Regions from separate parts of the Homo sapiens genome. Here region 2 is linked to region 1. A link is a contact called in ENCODE Hi-C or POLR2A ChIA-PET data. All regions are on one chromosome and are shown on one strand. Each heading gives the region's core, a stretch centred on a gene start or an enhancer-like site at or near the end of the contact. The rest is flanking DNA. Distances are from core to core; before and after follow the strand shown. Region 1 overlaps SMARCA2 (SWI/SNF related BAF chromatin remodeling complex subunit ATPase 2). Region 2 holds the start of VLDLR (very low density lipoprotein receptor).

Evidence for each region. Hi-C counts contacts between places; a loop is a spot of excess contacts on that map. ChIA-PET counts read pairs that join two places held with the same protein, here RNA polymerase II (POLR2A). Pooled maps may share reads with other maps.
Region 2: a loop to region 1 is called in a map with no recorded cell type, with 7 times the contacts of the local background. The contact joins the promoter of VLDLR here to the enhancer-like site in region 1. A Hi-C loop is called at or near these places in 1 of 37 single-sample maps with no recorded cell type and 5 of 50 pooled maps. POLR2A ChIA-PET finds 5 or more read pairs at or near these places in 1 of 52 experiments (activated CD4-positive, alpha-beta T cell).

The regions. Positions count from the first base shown.
Region 1 is chr9:2,052,738-2,055,811 of GRCh38, forward strand. SMARCA2 (SWI/SNF related BAF chromatin remodeling complex subunit ATPase 2) reads left to right here. Exons shown (of 34, transcript NM_003070.5): 6 at 1,860-1,986. Among named protein-coding and RNA genes, the nearest start is that of SMARCA2, 39 kb to the left of the region's middle. Within about 2 kb of position 1,339, at least 13 of the 41 ENCODE cell types and tissues checked have a DNase peak (open chromatin) inside an H3K27ac peak, as active enhancers do.
Region 2 is chr9:2,620,124-2,623,429 of GRCh38, forward strand. It overlaps VLDLR (very low density lipoprotein receptor), which reads left to right and starts at 1,664. Exons shown (of 19, transcript NM_003383.5): 1 at 1,664-2,148. The coding sequence starts at 2,067. It overlaps VLDLR-AS1 (VLDLR antisense RNA 1), which reads right to left and starts at 2,250. Exons shown (of 4, transcript NR_015375.2): 1 at 1,977-2,250. RefSeq lists an enhancer at 1,206-1,500 and silencers at 1,379-1,458, 2,069-2,338, 2,609-2,698, 2,709-2,798.

The sequences.
Region 1 (3,074 bases), core at 89-2,588:
TATTTGGGCTATATGAAGTATTAGATCTTCTACAGCATTTAGGTCCAGGAGGTTTCACTTTTTCACGTTAATGAAAATGATGGCTGTCGTCATCAGCATCTTGGCAAGGAAGACAAATGGTCTGGTTGCCTTAGGACAGAACCAGAAGTTAGAAAGAAAAAAGTCTGTCCTCCCAGCTCTGTACTCTGGCAACATCATCATGTTTGGAAAAAACTGTAATATTCATTTTTTAAGACAATTTCGACTTTTATTTTAGATTGAGGGGATTCATGAATAGGTTTCTTAACATGGGTATGTTGCATGATGCTGAGGTTTGGGGTGCAGTTGATCCCATCATTCAGCTAATGAGCATAGTACCTAAAAGTTTTTCATCCCTTCCTGCGCTCCCTCCCTCCCCCGTCTAGTAGTCCCCAGTGTGTATTGTTGCCATCTTTATGTCCATGAATACCCAGTGTTTAGCTGCCACTTAAAAGTGAGAACATGCGGTATTTGGTTTTCTGTTCCGGCATTAATTTGCTTAGGATAATGGCCTCCAGCTGCATCCATGTTGCTGCAAAGGACATGATTTGGTTCTTTTTTATGGCTGTGCATAATTTTTAACAGAATTCTTAATTTTCAGCTTTTATAGTTGAGGTCCAGGAAGGTTCTCGGAAAGTGTATCTTAATTATCTATCATTTTATTGCAGTGGTTTTGGTATCAGGCAAATTGAGGTTCCAATCTTGGCCCCCTTCTTTACTAGCTCTGTGGTATCTCCAGGTGTCTTCAGTTTTCCTCATCAGCAAAATGGGACCATTATAACTTTTACCTTACAGAGGCGTGTCTGTGTGTGTAAGAGAGAGACAATTAAATAACATTGTACATTAAAGGCACTTAGTGCTGTTAATATTAGCCTACTTTAACTTATTACTTATTATTATTCTTTCTTTGTTGAAATCTAGTTCAGTACAGTTTGCCTCAGATTTAGGGGATGTAGTTCTAAAAATAGTCTTAAATGGCATATAATTATTTTGTCAGAATAGGATTCAGGTGAACTCTAAAACCAGCAGTTTATATATCTAACAGTAATAGTATCCCAAGTGAATGGCTAAAGTCAGAGGTCTTTTATTTTCTACTCTGCCTTTATTATGAAGAAGTACATGCAGTTATATTTTTGATGGTGTGTAAAACGAGAATCCTCAACATCCTTTTCTAGAAACTCTTGGTTTTTGAGTACTATTTACTGCTGGCCCTGATTTTTTTAAAACAGCCTCATTTGTATTTTCTTTTCTCAAGCAAGCTCTGCTCACAGAGGAAGTGGTTGTGGCTGGCAGAGCGCTTTCTGAATGTTTAGGGTTGGCTGATTTCTGTGGCATCAGCACCTAAAACTGTTCTTGCTCACTGCGCTTTAATGGCTGTCGTCATCAGCATCTTGGCAAAGAAGACAAATGGTCTGGTTGCCTTAGGACAGAACTAGAAGTTCGGAAGAAAAAAGTCTGTGCTCTCAGCTCTGCATTCTGTCTGGCTGGGAGTTAGAAAGCTTGTCAATTGGTTCTGTCTCTTATATTCTCTCTCTGCTAAGAGTGAGCAAGGACATTTGACTTCCCCACTAGATGCAGGGTGAACCTTCTTTCCCTAGTGTTAGATAGAGGTTATGGAGGAAGCCACATTGTTAAGTAACATATACCTGTCTGCATTAATGCAAAGGTAGCTTTTCTCTGCTTAACATCAAAAATTCTAGTTGGGTGTTAGAGATCAACTATCAGTATCTGGAATATGTTTTGCCCCGGACTTAAACCTAATGTCATTGTTTATCATTTAAGATTAAATTGTAATGTGTTTTTCCCCTGCCCCCTTTTCCCCATTTTATTGTTTCCTTTAGACTTCAGGCCCGCATAGCTCATAGGATACAAGAACTGGAAAATCTGCCTGGCTCTTTGCCACCAGATTTAAGAACCAAAGCAACCGTGGAACTAAAAGCACTTCGGTTACTCAATTTCCAGCGTCAGGTAATACATTTTCCCCAGTGAATCTGAGATGTAGGAAATAAATGTAATTGTTCCTAAAGTGTTATCTGTGTTGCCTTTAGTCTATTCAATATTGTTACAAAGATATAAAGATATAAATATAGTAAAATAGTGAATCTTTTAGACCAACAGCTTACAACTAAAAATGATGAAGATGAACTGCTTATTATTCTGGTTTTCTCTTCTGTATATGGGAAAGAGTTTTTCCTCCTGTACTATGGGTTACAAAGTCAGAGTTATGGCGTTTTGTTACCATGGATGAAAAACCTTGGGAACAAGTGGGGTAGCTCATGTTTGCTTTTATGACTCCAAGGAAAAACCAGAAGGTAGTGGATTGGAGCTTCTTTGTAAGCACAGATGTAAAGTGCTTGCCACGACTGTGAAAATAATTTTAACAAATATGGTAGCCACGCTACTGAATTAGTGGTTCATCATTTATAGAAATACATAAAGCAATGTCTTATAGCTTATTTATTCACCGATGTCTAAGTTTGGAGTGTTTGATCACATCAGGCTCATGTATTGACTAATCAGTAAATTATCTGCTCTTGTAGTTTACAGCAGTTATTAAAAGCCAGTATAATGACCTATTTTCTGATTTCTAAATTAGTAAGAGACAAGTGGAATGAGTTAGAGCTAATTTTCACTTTGGCGAGTTTTGCCTTGTGGACTGAAAAGGTTCAAGTTTGCTAGTCCGCAGATTGCCTCACTAACCCAAAGGGGATAAGGAACGTTTCATTGTTAGTCAGATGGGTTTGTTTTGTTAAAGTCTGGAACATGCGAAATGAATAATTAATGAGTCAAAGTAGTTTGGAAGTATTGACTTGGTTTGTTGGAGGATGTGACTAAAATCACAGGCCACTCCAGTTGCTATTGTGGTAGGAATTTGGGTGTATATTTGCCTTACCGGCTATAATCTCACAGATGGACATTAGTGGTGGGTAGGTGCTACTTGGCTCTTGGTTTGTGAGAGTAGATTTCAGCTTAAATTTTAAAAAGAAAAGGGAAAATTCTCTGAGTTCTGTTTACTTCTTTCTTATTGGTGACCTCATAAGATGAATTAATAAAGT
Region 2 (3,306 bases), core at 414-2,913, 570 kb after region 1:
GAATAACACCGGCATGCATCTTCACTACTAAATGTCATACAAACAAATTTCAGTTGTTTCACATGCAACCTGTGTGGCTGCTGCAGTTTGTATCAACTATGTAACCACAGGGTGGGCAAAATAGCATTCAAAATGAGCTATAGTGCAAGATACCATCCATACGTAGAGTTAAGCCCTTTCATGCTTAGCAGTCACAATCAGGATATCTTTGGCCCACAGAAACCTATCCTGACTGGAATTTTCCTCTCCTGTGTGTCTCCTGGATATAGTAAGTTCCTAATAAACATCTCCTCTGATTGCTAGCCTTGACAAATTTCCAGGAGAACCAGGGCAAGGAGAAGACAGTGAGGCAGTGCCCGCTGCTCTTCAGATCACCAACAGAATAGAGTCAGAATATGATATTATTGAAACCTTCCAAGTTTGAATTAAGATAAAAACAACTTTTTCAAAATACCAAAAACCTTTTATTTAAGAAAGTGAAATCGCTCGATGTGCCCTCCCACTCTGGTTAGATGCTCAACAGACCACAGCAGACAATGCACCTCAACCAGGGCTAAGTGTGCAAGAAAACTGAAGTACACAAAAAGCAAATTATAGACTCAGGTACTGTCAGGCACAAAAGAAGAACCAACCCTTTCTAGGAGTCTTGTCTTTGCTTCCTTTATTCTTTCCTCGATTCTTGTAATTGAATGTTACAAAGTATATCAAGAGGAATAAACGTATGGGGCCCCTCTCTTCCAAACAAGAAAAGGTTAAGCTTTTAATTACAGGCCCTCAAACTATCATTTTGTGCAATTAGCAATTAACTATAATCGTTGATGAGCAAATGCAAAGCTGCGCTAGCAATTTCCCTTCTCCTCATCCCAGGCTGGGTTATTTCAGTCTTGTTCTATTACAGAGGACCAGCCACAACCGCGCGCACTCTCTTTCAAACATACACACTCTCTCACTTAAAGACACATTTAGTTTTCGGCAAAACGGCATCTCAGCGTGCGATTGAGACCGGCATCCCAAACCCCACTTTTGAGCAGCCCAAACGTTTGGAGCCCCTCCGCTTCATCACTTTCTGAGTGGATAGAGGAGGCCCGAAGAAGATGCTACCTACCAGCCTCTCTCAGGGGCGCAGGAGAGGGTGGTAGAGAGATGCTTGTTGCCCCTGGAAACTGCAAGTACCCCCCAGGTGCACGCCCCGTCAGTGGGGAGGCGGTGGCAACAGCAACGATAGTTGCATCAGCGCTAACTGCTGCTGCTGCTGCGTGTTCTGCCGGAGGCTGCCGGGAGGGTACAGTAATGACTGTAGGGAGCGCACAGCCGCTGCGGCGGCAGGTTCCCTGGATCAGGAAATTAGGACAGGCACCCGGGATTGGAGGCGAGGGCGGCGCGCGAGCCAACCAGCGGTCGCCCCGGGCCCCCGTGAGCCCCAGGCGAACGCGCGGAGCAGCCGGGCCCCTAGAGCGGTCCGGGTGGCGGCGGCGGCAGCCACGACCACGACCGCGGTCACTCACGCACGCTCACACTCGCACGCTCCCCGCGCGGGCACCCGGCTGCCCGGCGCGTGCAAGAGGAGCGCGTCGAGGGAAAGGAGGGCCGAAGCCGCCGCGCTCCCGCCCGCCCGCCGCGCCTCCCGTTGACCACGCCCCCTCCGGCCCCCTCCCCGCTGCTCACCCCGCTCTCCGGCCGCCGCCGGTGCGGGTGCTCCGCTACCGGCTCCTCTCCGTTCTGTGCTCTCTTCTGCTCTCGGCTCCCCACCCCCTCTCCCTTCCCTCCTCTCCCCTTGCCTCCCCTCCTCTGCAGCGCCTGCATTATTTTCTGCCCGCAGGCTCGGCTTGCACTGCTGCTGCAGCCCGGGGAGGTGGCTGGGTGGGTGGGGAGGAGACTGTGCAAGTTGTAGGGGAGGGGGTGCCCTCTTCTTCCCCGCTCCCTTCCCCCGCCAACTCCTTCCCCTCCTTCTCCCCCTTTCCCCTCCCCGCCCCCACCTTCTTCCTCCTTTCGGAAGGACTGGTAACTTGTCGTGCGGAGCGAACGGCGGCGGCGGCGGCGGCGGCGGCACCATCCAGGCGGGCACCATGGGCACGTCCGCGCTCTGGGCGCTCTGGCTGCTGCTCGCGCTGTGCTGGGCGCCCCGGGAGAGCGGCGCCACCGGAACCGGTGAGTGAGGACGCGCCCCTCCGCCGGCGGGCGGGACCCAGCCGGGGCACCGGGAGACCCCGAGGCGTAGGTCTCCGTTTGCCCACCCGCCTCCTAGGAGGCGCCTCTCGGTTCTCCTCGCCTTCCCTCCCTCCCCTCCGTGGTGGCGCCTCTGAGCTGTCAGCGCCGAGGCTAAAGGGAGCCGGGCTTGGGGAACAGCGGGGTTCGGGGTGCCCCGACGCCTCGCCTGAACTAGTCTTCTGCCCCTCACTCCGCCTCCCCCAGAGCCGCTGCTTCGCCTCGTTTCTCGCCCTCTTGACGGGCGCCGAGGTGCGTGGGCTTCTGAGCATTGAACAATGGTTCTGCCTCCTCTGCCAGGCGCAGTGTTGGGAAGGAGGCAGAGGGCCAAGACGTGTGCGGCAGCCTCGGGCGCACCCTCGAACCCCGGGGAGTGCGGGAGCGGACGGGGGGAGAAGGTGAGCGCCTCCGGGGACGCGGAGCGCCAGGGGCCGGCCGGGCTTCAGAGTCTTCCGGCGGCCGCGAGCTGGCGCACGTTCGGTGGGCGGCGGCCGGGAGGCTCCGCGGAGCCGAGGGCACCCGGACTGCGACTCCCCCGGCGCGGGGCCGCCTCTCCGGCGTGCGGGGTAGGGGAGCGGCGGGGCTTTACGCAGGACTCTGCTCTGGGCGCTTCTCCTCTCCCTTTTCCCCGCCTCGGGCGGCGTTTGGAAACCGCTCGGGTCTCCCGTGTAGCTGAACGCGGAGGGGGAGTGGAGGGGAGACTTAATCAGGTTAGTTTGCTGACCCTCCTTCCCGGTGACGTTTCCTCGAGAGGAATTGAGTCCTAGGCTAGTGACTGTAATTAGCCTTCATTCTACACAATAGCTCAAAGGAGCAGCGCGAGAGCGAGCGTGTGGCCCTGTCTTGTTGGGAAGGGCGGCGGTGACTACTGTCGGGTCCCCAGACTCTGCCGCGGGGGCCTGGGGGCCCCGCCTGGTCGTCAGCCACGTTCCCACTTGGGGCCTCGTAACTTTCCTGGACAGGCGACAGGAAGCCTTTCTGAGAGGACTCAGTCGGAATCCTAGCGCGTCCCCGAAGTGATCTTCAGATGTGACGCCGAGGGGCTTGCTTGCCAGCTGCAGGGAATTGGGACTGAAAGCCGCCCAGGCCCTTAACACCCGT